2 separate regions of the Homo sapiens genome follow, and region 2 is linked to region 1. A link is a contact called in ENCODE Hi-C or POLR2A ChIA-PET data. All regions are on one chromosome and are shown on one strand. Each heading gives the region's core, a stretch centred on a gene start or an enhancer-like site at or near the end of the contact. The rest is flanking DNA. Distances are from core to core; before and after follow the strand shown. Region 1 has its middle 12 kb from the start of ERLNC1. Region 2 holds the start of LINC00303 (long intergenic non-protein coding RNA 303).

The links. Hi-C counts contacts between places; a loop is a spot of excess contacts on that map. ChIA-PET counts read pairs that join two places held with the same protein, here RNA polymerase II (POLR2A). Pooled maps may share reads with other maps.
Region 2: a loop to region 1 is called in a map of left colon, with 2.2 times the contacts of the local background. The contact joins the promoter of LINC00303 here to the enhancer-like site in region 1. A Hi-C loop is called at or near these places in 2 of 168 maps with a recorded cell type or tissue (MCF 10A and left colon) and 2 of 50 pooled maps. POLR2A ChIA-PET finds 5 or more read pairs at or near these places in 3 of 52 experiments (Caco-2, HCT116 and activated T-cell).

Annotation. Positions count from the first base shown.
Region 1 is chr1:204,128,209-204,130,908 of GRCh38, forward strand. No RefSeq gene overlaps it. Among named protein-coding and RNA genes, the nearest start is that of ERLNC1, 12 kb to the right of the region's middle. RefSeq lists enhancers at 1,671-2,174, 2,175-2,677, 2,694-2,700. Within about 2 kb of position 1,348, at least 15 of the 41 ENCODE cell types and tissues checked have a DNase peak (open chromatin) inside an H3K27ac peak, as active enhancers do.
Region 2 is chr1:204,039,985-204,042,684 of GRCh38, forward strand. LINC00303 (long intergenic non-protein coding RNA 303) reads right to left here and starts at 1,281. Exons shown (of 6, transcript NR_027902.2): 1 at 1,108-1,281; 2 at 281-410.

The DNA.
Region 1 (2,700 bases), core at 98-2,597:
CCACAAAGGTTTACCCTGAAGCCCATCTGAGGCCCCTACGATGCTAATTAATGAAGCAGGGTCTCTAATGATAATGCTTCAGGGCTCTCTATCCATGACACATGCTTTGAGTGAACACTTCAGACCTAGTTATCCCATTAGGAGAAGTAATAGGCCTGCAAGGGCCGGATGACAGACTGAAACACCTCAAAAATGCATATTAACCAGGCTCTAGAGAGACACATCTTGTAGTGAAAAATTAATCCCATCAGTATAGAGTGGGGACAGCAAAACCGAATGGCAGTAGTTCTTGTGGAAGAGTTGGACTTGGGCTGCATTAATAGAGGCTTGTGTTCACAACAGGGGAGGTGATGGTCCAGTGTACCCCACACAGACCTAGTCCCAGGGGTAGCGTGCCCTTCCTCGCCCCCTCACTAGGGAAGTCTCACAATGGAGGGGCCCTGAAGCAGGCACCCCACATGGAGGAGCACAGGAGGGATCCTGGTGCACATTGTCCTTAGAGGAATAGTCAGAAGGGTCAGGCGTGTTTCCTCTAGAAAAGAAGACAGAGTTGGACAGAAAGGACAAGATTGCTTTCTCCAAAACTGCCAGGTGGGCAAAGTGTAGTATTGCACAAAGTTCATGAGGCAGAACTTGAGCTCCTGGATGAGGTTCAAGACTGTCTTGACATAAAGAACACCTTTTCCACAAAAAAGAGTGAACTTCCCAACTCAAGTCCTCAAGCTCTTGAGTACTGGTGGAGGGATTTCTAGATTGGAGAGGGTAGTGGTGAGAGAGGGTAGGTGTGGTGGTTGATTCTAGGGCCACAAAGTTGGGAGGGTGTGGAATGGAGACTGCCCAAGAATTAAGGGCCCAGCCATTTGGTATGGGGAGCGTCCTGAACGCTGGCTGGCTGTTTTTTCCCCAGCCCGGGTTCTCAGAGCCTCCTCTCCTTCGCCCTCCCCACGCCACGTCTGGAAAAGATGCAGGCAGAGGTGGGAGGAGGAGCTGGCGGCGGCGCCTGCCCCCTGGTGGTCACGATGGAGAGCTGCCCATTGCACCTCCCACTCCCCTCAGCCCTCTGCCCTCCGGCCCTCCGCTCTCCGCCCTCCCCTCTCCGCCCGCCCCTCTCGGCCCCCGGCCTCCTCCACTCCACTGGTGGGTCCAAACCATGTCCTGCCAGTCTCAAGACTCTCCCAGCCTGGCTCATTCCCACCTGTCGGTCCTGAGTTCCTCTTCCCTCCCGCAAGTCCTCTTGTCTTGCCTGCCTTATTCCCTCTGCTGAGACACAGTTGCGGGTCCTGGAGCCCCACCCCTGTCTCATGAGAGGCAGGATGGGGCCAGGTGGTTGGAGAGGCCAGGAGCAGAGTGCTGTGGTCATTACCAGGAAAGCTGGGCTACAAGTTCGTCCCCTCCGTGCGTCTCCGGCAGAGACCGAGGGGCAGAGCCCGTTGGGAAGGTGAATGTGCCCAGGAGTCCTTTAACTAGAGCTCTTTGCTAAGAGTCCTGGAAGGGGCCCGAGGGGGTGGAACCCGGATCACACTGGGAGGCTCCCAGGCCTGGTGCTCAGCCAGGAGGACAGGAGTGCTGGTTAGCCTGGGGTGGCAGTGAAAGGAGCCAAGGTGGAACTCCCAGACTTTGAGGAACAGGGTTGTGTTCCCTGCCACCACACCGGCTCACTCCCCTGGAGGACTGGGGGAAGGAGAATGCTTTCTCAGAGGCGGCAGTGGGATGATGTCTGCTGTTAATTCCTTCCCATACAGATGGTGGTCAGGACCTTAGGGGCACAGGACAATACCCGGGGGGGGGGGGGGGGCTCTGTCCCAGCCATTCCCTACTCACCACTGCAACACTTATCTCCAGCGCAACAGCATCAAGACCCAGGAGGCTGGAAACAAAGCTGGCTTCACAGTGTTAATTCTGCCCTCAATTCCAGAGGTGGCTCAGAGAGGAAGAAGGAGCGGGGACACTGCTATTTAGTCCAGACAGGTAGTGTCTATGATGACCACCTGACCCCACAGGTGACCCCAGGGGGCCCCTACCTGCCCAGCCCTGGCACCATCCCTATGCCTGGGCACCTCTTTCGCTCGTGTCCCCCCACTGTCACCCCCCGAGGCTGCTGCCCATGGAGGGCCTGGCTATGCTGGATCACCATGACCTTGAAAGCTCCAGCTGCAGGTGCCAGCTCCAGTGGTTGCCATGGCACCAGGGTGCTTTTTGCAGGCAAAAGCCAAACAACCAGAGTCCACCTGGCAGGCTGCTGCTGCTGTTGCCTCTGCTGCCCCTAAGGGCACTGGGCACTTACTGGCAGGGGGGCAGTCCTGGAGCAGCTGCTGCCCAGTGCACAGCCTGGGAAGTATAGCCGGAGTGACTGGGCTGCCAAGAGGGGTGCCCCCTTCTCATCTTTGAGTTTCTGCTCTTCCTTCTGGCCTTCTGAAAAAGTGACGGATTGGTTCCAGAAATCACTCCTGCCTGTTCTCAGGCAGAGCAGCCCCTTCCCCACCCCACTGACAGCTGGGAGCCAGACATGACCGAGGAAGGTGTCCTGAGCACTTCTATTTAGAATGTCACTGGTTCATCTCCTGGGTCAACCAAAGTCCTTGTAATCCACAGCCTAGTTCCCCCTAAGCAGTGCTTTACCGGGTTTAACTGGTAGGTTCTACTAAGAGAGTCAAAGGCACAGAAGCTGAGTGAGAGAAATAGGGGGCCCTGCCCAGAGCC
Region 2 (2,700 bases), core at 31-2,530, 88 kb before region 1:
ACGCGCCTGTAATCCCAGCTACCTGGGAGGCGGAGGCAGGAGAATCCCTTGAACCAGGGAGTTGGAGGTTGCAGTGAGCTGAGATCGCGCCACAGCACTCTAGCCTGGCGACAAAGTGAGACTCTGTCTCAAAATAAATAAATAAATAAATAAACCTCTCTTCTTCATAAATTACCCCAATCTCAAGTTTGTTTGTTTGTTTTTTAATAGCAGTGTGAGAATGGACTAATACAGTGTCAGAGAGAGGAACAACTCTACCCCACTGGTGACATATCCACACCAGTGAGAGCTGATGGCCAATGCTTTCATGGAGTCTGTGTATGGAGACTGTAGGGGTGAGTTGATGGCTCTGCTGGCTTGTTCAGTGTTGTTCTGAGTTCTTTTAGTCTCTTCAAGGATATTGCCAACACCTGTAATATTTGTAACATTACAAATATTAAATATTTATATTTATATTTATATTAAATCTTTATAAATAAATATTTAGGGCAGGCATGGTGGCTTACACCTGTAATCCCAGCACCTTGGGAGGCCGAGGCCAGCGGATCACGAGGTCAGGAGTTCGAGACCAGCCTGGCCAATATGGTGAAACCCCGTCTCTACTAAAAATACAAAAATTAGCCAGGTGTGGTGGCGGGCACCTGTAGTCCCAGCTACTCGGGAGGCTGAGGCAAAAGACTCTCTTTAACCTGGGAGGTGGAGGTTGCAGTGAGCCAAGATCGTGGCACTGCACTCCAGCCTGGGCAACAGAGCAAGATTCCATCTCGAAATAATAAATAAATAAATATGTAAATATTTAAAAATACAACATCTGTAATAAATGTACCATGAGCACTGTGGAGAACTCTGGGTACAAGGGATTCCCATGTTCCTTGCCTTACTGGTCAGTGAATTAGGCCTCTCGGGTCTCACTCCATTTTCTTCCTGTGCCTGAAGCACTTGTCTGTTTCAGCTGCCTTCTCTCCCCTGCTCTGGTTCTCTGCCCTCACCCCATACCCAACCCACACAGATGTACCAAGGGGGAACCTGCCATATCCTCTACCCCCACCCCATGCCCACAGACAATCCTGTCCTGAAGGCCATCCCCTGGCTTAATTATTTGCAGACCTTCCTTCTCTTTTGGGTCTCCCAAAGTCCAAGACTTATACATCAACCAGGTGCAAACAAACAAGCAAACAAGCAAAAAACAAGAAATGAAAGTCCAAGACTCTTCAGATAATTAAACCTGGAGGGAGAGGAAGGGCGAGGCCCACCCCCTGGGCTTTTGGAATCGGGCGGAGTGATTAGGTCATAATTGATCTTTATTGTTGCAGCTGAAGATTATTTATCCCACTCCCAGAGGAGCATGTGTCACCCGCCTGCCCCACCCCCAGCTTTCTGAAGCTGAACCGCCTGCACCCAAGTGGAACAGGGGGACTGGGGGTGGTGGCTGGGCTGTTTACTCATTCTCCCTCCTTGGGGGCCTCTGGCAGCTGCCCCTCCCTGACACGTCACATGGATTTTTCTCACTCTTCTCTTCACTGCCACGGGGCATCTCAGCCCTCCTGGGGACCTGGGCCAGGGACCAAAGCCCAGGCCAAAGACAGCGTCCTTAACAGCAGCCTCGGTTCACGAGTTCCTAAGAACTTTCCCAGGCATGCCCTGGAAAGGAAACAGGGGCGGGAGGAATGAGGTTCCCTAAAAATACATTGAGATTTCCCAGTGGAGGGATGAGTGGGAGGTGGAAGACAGGACTGTGAGTTACATGGGACATTCAGCTCCACTCTGTCCCCAAGGTGCAGAGGGGCCTGCTGGAAAAAACCTCCCTGAAAAAGAACGGGAAAGAGAAGAAGTTCTACTACCCACAGATAAATCTCCAAGGGCTGCCCTGGGCCATGTAGATTAATTCTATTATGATTTGTGATAATAATTCGTTTTATTTTTGTAGAGTCCTTTAAAACATTTTTTACTGATTTCATGTTGCTTGTCAGCATGACCTCATTTGTCCTGGTCTATGAGGCAGGGCAGAGATGAGCCCGATTTCATAAACAAGAGAAGTAAGAACGAGCACAGCTAAGGGACTTGCCAAGTCCGAGTCAGAACCCGAGTTCCCTGACTCTCCCCCTTAGATCAGTTATGCAGTTTAACTGTGACAAAATGGGGGTCTCCTCTGGGGGGCTGTGACTTTCACTTGCTGGGTTGAAATCCCCTAGTAGGACTGTCTGGAGACACACAGCCTCCCCTGGTGAGGGGATTCCAGGTCTCCCACCTCTCTTAGGCAGCAGGTCCTTCCTGGGACTGCCACGCCACCTTGCTCTAGAAAGCAGAGCGGTGCCGTCCTCAGAATGACGGACTAACCATGGCCAACACGGCTGCTCACCTGCTGTGTCCCAGATCTGTGCCAAGGATTTACACCAATTATCTCACTTGGTCCTCCAGGAACCCTGGGTAGTGGGCACTCTGACCACTCTTATTTTTCAGGTGAGGCAGTAGGAACAGAGAAGTGAATATGCCCTATGTATTATTCTGTTCTCATGCTGCTAATACCCAAGACTGGGTAATTTATAAAGAAAAAGAAGTTTAATAGACTCACAGTTCCACATGGCTGGGGAAGCTTCACAATCATGGTGGAAGTTGAAAGAGGACAAAGGCACATCTTATAGGGTGGCAGGCAAGACAGAGCATGTGCAGGGGAACTCCCCTTTAGGAAACCATCAGATC